3 separate regions of the Homo sapiens genome follow, and all the other regions are linked to region 3. The links are chromatin contacts, found by Hi-C or POLR2A ChIA-PET in ENCODE. All regions are on one chromosome and are shown on one strand. The core of a region is the stretch at or near the end of the contact, and the rest is flanking DNA. Distances in the headings are between cores, read along the strand shown.

Region 1 (3,935 bases), core at 1,436-3,935, 750 kb before region 3:
GTGGTGGCTCAAGCCTGTAATCCCAACACTTTGGAAGGTGGAGGAGGGTGGATCACTTGAGGTCAGGAGTTCGAGACCAGCCAGGCCAACATGGTGAAACCCGGTCTCTACTAAAAATACAAAAATTAGCTGGGCATGGTGGCAGATGCCTGTAATCCCAGTTACTCGGGACGCTGAGGCAGGAGAATAGCTTTGAACCCGGGAGGCAGAGGTTGCAGTGAGCCAAGATGGCGCCACTGCACTGTGGCCTGGGTGACAGAGCGAGACTCCATCACAAAAAAAAAAAAAAGAAAGAAAGCTGTTGGTGCCTGGCTGAATAATTTTTTTTTTTTTTTTTTTTTGAGACTGAGTCTCGCTCTTTCACCCAGGCTGGAGTGCGGTGGTGCTATCTCAGCTCACTGCAACCTCTGCCTCCCAGGTTCAAGCAATTCTCCTGCCTCATCCTCCTGAGTAACTGGGATTACAGGCACGTGCCACCACGTCCAGCTAATTTTTGTATTTTTGGTAGAGATGGGGTTTCACCATGTTGGTTAGGCTGGTCTCGAACTCCTGACCTTGTGATCTGCCTGCCTCCGACTCCCAAAGTGCTGGGATTATAGGCATGAACCACGGCGCCCGGTCCAAATTTTTTAAAGTTAAAAACAAAACAGGCCGGGCACGGTGGCTCATGCCTGTAATCCTAGCACTTTGGGAGGCCGAGGCGGGTGGATCACCTGACGTCAGGAGTTCGAGACCAGCCTGGCCAACACGGTGAAATCCTGTCTCTATTAAAAATACAAAAATTAGCCAGGCATAGTGGTGGGCGCCTGTAATTCTAGCTATTCGGGAGGCTGAGGCAAGAGAACTGCCTGAACCTGGGAAGCGGAGGTTGCAGTAAGCTGAGACCGCACCACTGCACCCCGGCCTGGGCAACAAAAGCAAAACTCCATCTCAAATAAATAAATAAATATATAAATAAATACAAAAAAAAGTGAAAAATACAAAGTAAAAAAACAACAACAAAAATGTTAGCTGGGCTAGTCACACATACCTGTAATCCCAGCTACTTGGGAGGCTGAGGCTGGAGAATAGCTTGAGGCCAGGGGTTCAAGACCAGCCTGGGCAACAGAATGAGACGACCACCTATACTAAAAAAATCCAAAACATTATCTAGGTATGGTGGTACGCGACTCTAGTCCCAGCTACTCCGCAGGCTGAGGTGGAAGGGGCACATAAGCCCAGGACTTCAAGGCTGCAGTGAGCTAAGACCATGACACTGCACTCTAGCAGCCTGGGTGACAGAGCAAGACCCTGTCCCAAATAATAAATAAAGGTTAAAAACAAGTTTTCTGAATGAAATTGTCTATACAAATTAAGAATTTCAAAGGATTCTCCCTACACTTAGGATATATGCTAAGTTACACATCCTGTCTACATTTTCTCTTACATGGTTGCTTAGTATTTATTTTCACCCACCTGACCTCATGTGTACAGCTGTAAAGGGAGGTAATTAAATATAATACTAGCTGTTCGTACTTTTGAACGCTTTCCAAGTTTCTCTTATTTATTTATTTAGAGGCGGAGTTTTGTTCTTATTGCCCAGGCTGGAGTACAATAGCATGATCTCGGCTCACTGCAACCTCCGTCTCCTGGATTCAAGCGATTCTCCTGTCTCAACCTCCCGAGTAGCTAGAATTAGACATCCGTCACCACGCCCGGCTAATTTTGTATTTTTAGTAGAGACGGAGTTTCTCCATGTTGGCCAGGCTGGTCTCGAACTCCTGACCTCAGGTGATCCGCCCGCCTCGGCCTCCCAAAGTGCTGGGATTACAGGCCTGAGCCACCGCTCCCAGCCGTTTCTCTTATTTAATTCTTGGTAAGTTCTTTCAGTTTTACTTCCTGTTCCCTTTTTAGTCTTAAGTCTTAAAACTGTAATTGCACAGCCTTTAATGTGCTCTCATACATTTATTGTTCCTTGCTGGACCGACTGCCCTTTCAATAATGCCCTTTCATGAACTTTTCCTATTTCCTATTCTTTTTAAAGGTGCAGAAGGAAAACTAAGCTCATCACAGACTTACAAAAAGCCGGGTTTAAAAGAAATCTTCGAAATTATCATCTCGTTTCACGTTAATTAACTGAGCCCGCGGTCACAAAGCTTCGCAACGGCAAAGCCAAAAGCAAGATTCATGCCTTTCAACTTTCTCACTACCCAAGTAGCACCGCAAGCCGAATCCGCAGGGCAGTGCCAACATTGTTTGCTACTCTTGCGCAGAACAAAAATGCTAATCACTGCAACTGCTTTACATGAAAGTGCACCTAGAAAGACTTCAAAACCCAGAGGTACATTAACTTTCCAGGCAAGTTCCTCCCAGCCTGTGTGCCACGAGCGATTCCGAATGTGGTGTGCCCTCTCCCACAGTGCGAAGCTCGCGGGCGCTCAGGCTGCCGTTTGAATGAACGCACGAGTGGGAGGGACGCACAAGCAGGGTTGCAAGCCCGGGGCTCGTTAGCAGACGCGGAGATGCCAGGACGGGCTTCGCACTCGGATCTGAATGACCCTGGAACAGGAATCACCCCACGCCAACAGCGATGGGGGCCCCGCGGCACCGGCCCGACCCAAGGAGGCAGCAGCCCGAGAAGCAGAGCCCTGTCCCCAGTCCCCGGAACCTCGCGCCCCGCCGAGCCCGGCCCGGCCTGCGAAGTGGAGAGCACAGGCAGCCCCGAGCACGCCCGGTTGCAAAGGAGGCTCCTCGGAAATCGCAGCCCAACCTTACCCCAGGCCCGGGTTCCAGGAGCCGCAGAGAAAGCGGGGCCGGCAGGAGGAGGCACGGGCCAGGACTTACCTGGCGGCAGCGGCCCCACACCTCCTCCAACCCGGACTCAGTTGTAACAAGAACCTGAGGCCGCTGGAGAAAAGGAAAAAATGCCGTCGCGGGCGGGGCAGACCCACGAGCCTGCACGCAGCCCCGCGCCGCCCCGCCCCGTCCGCGCAAACACGCGACCTCCTCAGCTCCCATTGGTTTCTGCCAGCACTAGCCACACCCCTGACAGCCCCAGATGGGGACACGGAGGGGCGGGGCCCGTCCCAAGTGCCCCTCAGGATCTTCCCCTGCCGCTGCCTGAGGGAGCTGCCCGGGACTCGGTGACACCTGATGTGGCCTCCGATATCGACTGGGAGGTGGAAGAGAAATTTGGGGAACGCATCGAGAACCGTGGAAAAGCAACCTTCGCAGGGGGCAACCTTCTCACGGTGCCCCCGTGAACCTTCACAGTTGGATGGAAGTAAACTTGCCCTTATTTTTTTATACCCCAGCTTTTAGCTTGAAAATATACAGATTAGCCGGGCATAGCGGCGGGCGCTATAATCCCAGCTACTTGGGTGGCTGAGGCAGAAGAATCGCTTGAACCTGGGAGGCGGAGATTGCAGTGAGCAGAGAGCGTACCACTGCACTCCAGCCTGGGCAACAAAGCGAGACTTCGTCTCAAAAAAAAAAAAAAAAAAAAAAAAAAAAAAAAAAAAAAAAAAAAGCCAGACCTGGTGGCGGGTGCCTGTAATCCCAGCCACTCGGGAGGCTGAAACAGGAGAATCGCTTGAACCCGGGAGGCGGAGGTTGCAGTGAGCCAAGATCGCGCCACTGCACTCCAGCCTGGGCGACAAAGTGATACTCCCTCTTAAAAAAAAAAAAAAAAAAAAAGAAAGAAAATGTCCAAACAGAACAAAAAATTAAAAGAACCGTACTATGAGTAGAAATCTTTACATATATATCTAATATACATATATGTAAATATTTATTTATATATTAATATATAACATTTTTAACGGTATGGCAGTGTTTGTGTTCAAGCATACCCAGGTATATTTTTGTTTTGTTTTGTTTTTAGACAGAGCCTCACTCTTGTTGCCCAGGCTGGAGTGCAATGGCACCATCTCAGCTCACTGCAACCTCCGCCTCCC
Region 2 (4,012 bases), core at 1,163-3,662, 510 kb after region 3:
AAAAAAAAAAAAAAAGTTAGCCATGTGTGGTGGCACACACCTGTAATCTCAGCTACCTGGGAGACTGAGGCGGGAGAATCGCTTGAACCTGGGCGGCAGAGGTTTGCAGTGAGCCAAGATCGCGCCATCGCACTCCAATCTGGGCGACAGAGCGAGACAATGTCTCAAAACAAAACAAAACAAAAAAAACTTCTAGTCTCTTTTACCATATTGCTTTCTGAAAGTGAGTATAACCTAGTTTAATAATCCCTGAATTTATTCTCCGAATTTAAATCCTTGTTATTTTTGCATTCTGAAGGTCAGTTAGCAACGAGCACTTAGTAACAAAAATATATTAAACTCCAACATGGTTTTAATACTTCTAGAGACTCTTTTTATTGTGATGAGGAGAGAATCTTATTTCTAAAGTTTTTCTTTTGGTTACCTAAAAACATGATGACCAGTGGAAAGTAAGTATGTGTTAAGTCACAGTTCAAATTCTCTATTTTGTTTTTTATCTAAATGACAAAGTTGGACTGACTGGTCTATAAAAAACTTAAACTTGAGTATTTATATTACTATAATTAGATTCGTTTCTATCAAAAAGAATAAATTCAGTAAATATTTATAACATGCTCATGATTCTTTCTGATCTGCCTGTGTATTTGTGGTATTATAGTACTAACTATAGGGTGCTATGATTTCACTGAAGTTTGGAATCATTCTCTAAGACATAGCTTAGGGCTAATAGAAAATTCAGAAGGGATTCATTTGACTATTTTAATAAATAACTGAATATGGAATTTATAAGCTGATAAATTCTTACTAATTGCCGAAGTTGAGGCATTAGTGTTGTTTTTATTTACATTCATTTTCCTAAATCGTATCTTCTTTAAATCAGTCTGTAAAATTCATACCTTATCTTAGGCTGAATTTGAACAAAAGTGTTCTAGAGAACAAGGCCATTCTAGAAATATTGCTTTTACATTTTCAAAACAGGAGTATTTTATCCCCAAACACCTAGACTATTATCTCCTGTTTCTTTCTCCTTAACCCCCAGCTAATTCAGATAGTGACCCATGGGGTTTTATTTTTGTGATGAATTTATAACCTTTTTAAAACGTGGCAAGTTTCAATGCCTTGTGGGAATAGAGTTTTGCACTATTTCTACAATATTGATTACACAGTAGTGAAATGTTATCTTATGTGCTAAATCTGCTTGGGCGTTTTCCCCCCATTATTTGTCAGGACAGGAAGTAATTGACAACAGTGCAGAGTACTATTAAAATAATTTGACCTTCACCATATACCCTCCAAAATGTGAATGGACAATTGGACTTTGTGTTTTGAATTGTCTACAGATATCCTGTCCTCTAAATCAGAAGGAAAAAAACTTGTATTTATCGTTACAGGAAGTTTTTTAAAGTAAATTGACCATTTTCCCTACTGCCAAATAAGTTTTCAAATATCGCTAGGGGGAGTTGATTTTTTAATAAGGCTATTATGTTAGAAACATACGATGGAAAAAAATCACCTTATGATTAGAGAAACAGCATATTTTGATTTCCTAGCTAACTCAACCATGACCAGCAAAGAGCAAGGTGAGTATAGTTCACACTAAAAAATGGAATAAGGCTTAGTTTCATCTCATGCTGTGAATAACGTGCTACCTAAATGTATCTGTTATCTTTTTGCTTTCCTCTCCTCCTTCCTTATTTATTCAGAGAAAGATTTTTAAAAAATTATGTCTTTGAAGCTTCTGGAAATTGTCAGTTTCATATTGAAAATCTGTGATTTCCATAATTTATATAAGGATCTTTCTCGTGCTGTCACTCACAAGACTGAAAAAACTTGTTTTAGATGCCAATAACGTCCATTTTCTCTAGAGATGGCAAATAATTCCTTCTAATTCTTCCCCACGAGCACGCCCATTTCTCCTGCCAACAACATCACCCAAGTGACTGTATCTGGTCATGAGTTCCATAGAAGGATTTGATTTCCTGCATTTCTAGGACTCACCTGTGTGGTATTTGTGTGAGGACTCTTTTAAAATAGGATGGAATGGCACCTTTTGCTTATTTGTAACTTAGTTAAGGCAAAGAAAGCTTTCATTGAAAGCATTTGATTGTTGGCTCTTGTGACTGAGCAAAGGCCCCCGTAATTGGGAAAAGATGGCATTTCACTGTTCTCTTCTCCCATGTGGAAATACATTCGGAAAGGCAGGGCAATTTACTGACTCAGCGAGGGGCTGAGAGTGACTGAACACGATCTCTGGACCTCCTAATTCTGTAATTACTTCCTTTGACGTTTTTGTCTCTGCAGATGTGCTTGTGGAGTTTGTTTCTGTTTTTGTTTTAAACACTGGAAGTGTTTTTCTCAAACTTGTGTGTGACTTTTCTGGGCCAGGAGGGATAGAGCAACCGCAGTTGGGGGTGATGCTGCTGAACACCCGGTGCTCTCAGCCCGTGCCACCCCACCTCCCCCATCAGACAGCTGTACAGAGAAGCTTGGGGAGGTATCTGCACTGTGCACACTCAGCCTTTATAGAGGACAACTTCATTCCTTTTTAGCAAGAGTGATACTGTTCCTCTTCATCGGGTGGTATCCATTGAGCACTGTCCTGGTGAGGACAGGTTGATAGATCACCTGAAGCCTTTTAGATGAGACCAGGTTAGAGGGCAGGGATCAACTGTGTTGTGTACAGCCTGGTCTAAATGTGGAGCCTGGGGGTGTTCACTGGATTGGTCGATGATGAGTTCATCTTATTTGAATGAAAGTGAAACAGATTTCTGAAACGAGGCTCTGCTGCCTTCTATGGTGAAAGGGGAGAGCTTTTCCAGGTTCAAAAGTAAAGCGGGATATTTAAGGCCTTGATCTCACTGGAATCATTTGTATCTTTAGTTCTGTGATGCCAAGTGGGACCTGCATGGGATTTGGTATGTATGTTGGAGCATCCTGGGTCCTAGGGTCCTGGAGACAGAAGGAGCCACAGTATTATGGAGTGTCACTGTAAGTGGATTTTAGAAGTTTGATCCAACATTTATTGATCCCTTACTTTATACTTGGCACTCCACCTGGCAGTGGGAGGATGGAATGAATAAGACATGGTCCCTCCCACCCAGGAGCTCATAGGTTTAAAGGGGAATGTAAACCCATGAGCAAATGACTTACAGTGACATGCTATCTAAAGGACCACACAAGAAGAAGTGGTCAGTCTCCCTGGGCATTAGATCAGAGTGGGAGAGGTGGGGGAAGCCTCGTGAAAGATTTCACGAAAGAGGTTGAGGCTTGAATTAAGTCTTTAAAAATGAGTCAGTGGGACAAGAGGACAATATTGGGGACTGGCATATCAGGCAGGGAAGGAGCATGAACAAGTTTGGGAATTATGAAATACTGAAAACTGCCAGAAGCAGTAACATGGCTGGAGTGTAGGTTGTGAGGAGGGACATTCAGAGAAAAAGTGCTGGAGAAATGGACAGACCTCATCATAGATACTGGCCTTACTGCCCAGTTTGGACTTTATAGTTGTTGAGGAGCCTCTGCAAGTGTTTAAGCTGGTGAACAGCATGATGGCATTTGCACTCTGGCCGCTCTGTGAAGGATGCATCCAAGGCGGAGACTGATGTATGGAAACCAGTCAGGAGATCATGATAGCACCCAGCTAAGAGAGAGCACTGGTCTACACTGCAGGAGTAGCTGGGGGTGTGTGGGGGAGTGAAGAGCCCAGCACGGCTCCCAGAGCCAAGAGGAAGAGTGGGATTCAGGGAGATCCTAAGGATATAGAAGATTATAAATGTCAAGGCCTCCATTTCTCATGTGTCAAGAGGGGATTCCAATCAAGGCTTAATTGAGTATTTGCTTCCTAAAGCAAAGAAGACAAGAATTGCTTGTGAAGTGTATGGCAAGGTGGTCAGCTGTAAGATTTCTAGCCTGTGGTGAAGAACTCCATTTTAAATAAATAGTGCATCCAAACATTGCATTAATATTCTAGTTCTTCACTGCAAAATGTGAGAGTTTGGTAAAATAAGATGCA
Region 3 (4,001 bases), core at 766-3,265:
TATTAAGTATATGGACTATGGATAGCCCCATGGGAGATTTTTAAAACTACAATATAGTGAGCTTGTCCAGTCATTCTAGTAGAAAGCTTTTGCTTTCCTGTGCTCAGAAATCAAGGCTTCTGTTTTAAGGAATTAGTATAGAACTTTGTATTAATATACTTTGCTAAATCCTTGTGACTAACTTGGCTTAGGTCTCTTCTATACCCTCTACCATATCCACATATGCATGAATAGAAGGCTCTCCAGCTCTCCGGCTGTCCAGCCCTTCATGTTTTTAAATGTCTTAAGACCTCTTGGTTCATAGGTGTTTATGGGATTATAAGATACATTCATTCATTTAACAAATATTTTATGAATGCCTACTATAAGCCAGGTGCTATTCTTCATTTTAGGTAAGCACGTCTATATTGACCCAGTTAGTTATCCTGAAAGCATGGAACAATGTCAAAGGTAAGGAGGACAAACAAGATCTCTGACTCTAAACCTGGCCTTATCCCTTGACACAAGAATGTTAGATTTTAGAGCGCTATCAGCAGCTAGCGATAAATATAAGTAGAAGCAGAGAACAAGACTACATTCTAAGTGTCACAAGTAGGGCCAATGAAGAAACAAAACAATTACAGTGTTGGGTAAAAAAAGAAAATCTAAAAAATATCTAAAGATCATGGTATAATGGGAAATTTTTTTTACCATAAAAATTGCAGTGGCCCATTCATTTAAAAGACATAGAAAGTACATGTATTTTAAAATCATATTATTTTTAAACCACAGCAGGTAGGTCAAGATGAAAAGCCTTGAGCATCTGTAACAATATTTTTCTACGAGATTTATGAGTGGAGAGGATAAACTCAGAGAAGTCAAACAGCAAGAACACCTTTAAATTTAAAAAATCCAAAATGCTTCAGTGATTTAACAGCAAATGCAAAAGAGAAGTGGATTAACTTAGTTTAAAAGGTAAAGTGGAGAAGGGATAATCAGCAACTGACATTGCTGTGATACTGTTTGTTGTTGTTGGGCAGAAACATGAATAGATATCTGGAGAGAGTCCCTTTTACCATCAGCATGAGCAGCATATCCTGGAAACACAACCTAACTTTTGGAGACAGAAGGAACCTCATAAATAATTTATTACAATGTCCTCATTTTATAAATAAGGAAACTGAAGTTCTAATGAGAAGAAATGTTTTATCCATGTACAAATTCTCAAGGCAATGCCAGGCTGGAGCTTGTAAATGCAGGTGCTGATGAGCAGAGCAGGAAAAGGATGGAGTTACCATTAAAAGGGCCCCTAAGGTCCATAACTGAGCAGAGACCTTTAAGTAATTAAACTGAATGTGCAAAGGGCAGTAATTTCACAAAGCAAAGCAGCAGGAAGAGGACATAATTAGTGTAAAAACAGGCAGACCAGATCATTTTTAAGAAAGACATTGAGCCAGGTGCAGTGGCTCATGCCTGTGATCCCAACATGTTGGGAGGCCGAGGTGCACGGATTGCTTTGAGCTTAGGTGTTCGAGACCAGCCTGGGCAACATGGTGAAACCCCATCTCTACCAAAAATACAAAAATTATCTAGGTGTGGTGGTGCATGCCTGTGATCCCAGCTACTCGGGAGGCTGAGGTGGGAGGATCACTTGAACCCAGGAAGCGGAGGTTGCAGTGAACTGAGATCATGCCACTGCACTCCAACCTGGGTGACAGAGCGAGACCCCATTTCAAAAACAAAAAAAAAACAAAAATGCACCCATTTTAATTCACGCATATTTGAAAATATGGGTTATGATAATATTATAAGATTAATAAGTAATATAAGTAAGATTAGTTGGTGATGGCTTTAGTTTGCAAATTACTGGCACCATATAGGCAGCAAACTATACAGATACTGCTGCAGTAATGGGCATGCTGAGGCATCTGGAGCTTAAAAGGAGGGGCTAAAGAAAGCATGTATCTTCCAAGGTATAAGTGAGTGGTTTCTTCAGCTCTGCCCGACTGCTCCTGCATTGAGTGTGGCCCTTTTTAATGACTACATCATCTAAATATGCCCTGCCACAAACCATTTTCAGGTCTTCTGCAAATCCGTGGTCAATCTGGGAAATCCCCTTCTGAATTACTGCCCAAATCAAAAATCTATTATAAAAAGACAACTCATTCATCAAGGTCACGTCTGGGCTGCTAGTTTTTTGTGTGAGTGCATGTGAGAGCACTTAAATTTATTAAATCAATAGTTGTAGAATCTCAAGACGTTGGCCAAAAAAAAAGCATTGGTTGTTCATTTTAAAAAATTATATTATTTTTAAAACCTTAAGAAAAAAAAAGCCCCACCTCAAACTGCAAAAGCCACAAAGCCTGTTCATTTCTTAAATCAGTGAGTTTTGAGTTTCTGCTTAAAGGGTGCTGGTATTTCCCAAGTCAGTAGCGAAGGGAATTTCTGAGGATGAGTTATCATAAAAGTACCTGAACTTAAGTTCTCTAAAGTCTGAATATAGAAACAATTTGTGGGAGTTTACTCTTGAACACAGTGCTGCAGAATTTACAGAAGAAAAAACATCCTCTAAAGTAAATGTAAAAATGTAAATGGAATTTTCTCTGGGGAGTTTCATAACTGATAATTAAAAGCAGAAAGGCTAGAAAAGGTGACCTGTCTAGAGAGAGATGCTCAAGGGGTGGAATCATTTCTGAAAGATGGTAGTGCTGGGCTAGTCAGTATTTTGATTCAATATACTGATGCTGAATCATATAACCTGCCAGGATCAGGGAGGCATCTGTGACCTGGTATCACCTTGCCAAGGGACTCTTTTGAATGTGCCCCACTTTTCCTGCAACTTGATTCAGTAGTTAAAGTCAAACCGGACACTCAGGACTCAAGTTCCTAGCTCTGCCTCAATAAATTTCAGTACATTTCCAGAGGGGAAATTATACAACTTCCAAACATCTCAAGAACAATCAGTAATCCAAAAGAACACATCATCTAGAATAACATTAATATTGTAAGCTTTAGCATTAGACTATGACAACTAAAGAAACGAAAAATAAAATATGTAGGACTATGAAGCAAAATAAAATACCCATACATTTTTAAAAAGCCATCAAGATTAATCTATTTAAGGAAAAAACATTGCTTTTACTTAATCCTGTCCCCTTCATTTTATAAAGTAGACCACTGTAGGAGATCTTACTTTGCGAATATATGGAATTTACTATATATTCTTGGGATATCATATCTCTATGGATACAGATATGACTAACTTTTACATAAAGGATGATTCAGAAAATATAATTTTAAAATGACTTTGTTTTTAAGAAACCAAATAATTATAAATGGCCTTAAAAACAGATGGCCAGTTAAAGGGACTCTGATGAATCTTTTTGTCAAGTCAGAATCTCCTCCAGATTGTCCTTTTTCTCCCTGCAGATACATGGATTCTCTCAAAGCCTACAGAATTCTTCTCTCTGCAGGCTCTGATGTAAATGCCACAGGGTGGAAGGTAGGGGGAAGGCTATTCAGGAGGAGAGACTCAACGGCTCTCCTCTGACACTATTATCTCAGGCCACATAAACACTTATGGGAAGCTAGCAATCCAGATTACTCCAAACTTCATCAACCTCATATTGCTCTGGGTACCTCTGGTTTGACCACTACACCGAGGGGCTTCTGAAGCTGTGTAGCACATCTTACAGAGCCTGGCTCTGTCGCCAGCTAAGGAGTTCTCATTCCTTCCTTCTCTCCCTTAGTACATTCCTGATACCTCTGTTTTCTACCAAGTTGCCCAATCCCATTAAGGGTGTGACACAAGAACAAGCCTCCTGCAAGAAAAGGGGATACTCCAGGCTGGGGCTTGGGGAGGCCTTTCTGTGCCTTAGCATCTCTCTCCTTCCCTGAGCTTTAGACAGTGATGCTCCTGATACTAACATCTTTAAATTCTACAGCTACCCTTTAGCCCACATTCTACCAGAAGCAATTTAAGATCCAGACTTTCCCCTACTGAAAGCTCAGAGTACCCCAAA

The links. Hi-C counts contacts between places; a loop is a spot of excess contacts on that map. ChIA-PET counts read pairs that join two places held with the same protein, here RNA polymerase II (POLR2A). Pooled maps may share reads with other maps.
Region 1: a map of GM12878 shows a loop between it and region 3 (7-fold over the local background). The contact joins the promoter of SLC25A30-AS1 here to the enhancer-like site in region 3. A Hi-C loop is called at or near these places in 1 of 168 maps with a recorded cell type or tissue (GM12878), 2 of 37 single-sample maps with no recorded cell type and 2 of 50 pooled maps. POLR2A ChIA-PET finds 5 or more read pairs at or near these places in 1 of 52 experiments (activated CD4-positive, alpha-beta T cell).
Region 2: a pooled map shows a loop between it and region 3 (2.9-fold over the local background). The contact joins two enhancer-like sites. A Hi-C loop is called at or near these places in 5 of 37 single-sample maps with no recorded cell type and 6 of 50 pooled maps.

What each region holds. Positions count from the first base shown.
Region 1 is chr13:45,415,477-45,419,411 of GRCh38, forward strand. SLC25A30-AS1 (SLC25A30 antisense RNA 1) reads left to right here and starts at 2,686. Exons shown (of 2, transcript NR_047031.1): 1 at 2,686-3,262. SLC25A30 (solute carrier family 25 member 30) reads right to left here and starts at 2,897. Exons shown (of 10, transcript NM_001010875.4): 1 at 2,824-2,897. RefSeq lists enhancers at 2,252-2,301, 3,112-3,301 and silencers at 2,532-2,861, 2,902-3,001.
Region 2 is chr13:46,677,264-46,681,275 of GRCh38, forward strand. All of the region lies in intron 3 of LRCH1 (leucine rich repeats and calponin homology domain containing 1), which reads left to right. Among named protein-coding and RNA genes, the nearest start is that of ESD, 120 kb to the right of the region's middle. Within about 2 kb of position 2,413, at least 18 of the 41 ENCODE cell types and tissues checked have a DNase peak (open chromatin) inside an H3K27ac peak, as active enhancers do.
Region 3 is chr13:46,163,661-46,167,661 of GRCh38, forward strand. All of the region lies in intron 1 of LCP1 (lymphocyte cytosolic protein 1), which reads right to left. Among named protein-coding and RNA genes, the nearest start is that of LCP1, 17 kb to the right of the region's middle. Within about 2 kb of position 2,016, at least 6 of the 41 ENCODE cell types and tissues checked have a DNase peak (open chromatin) inside an H3K27ac peak, as active enhancers do.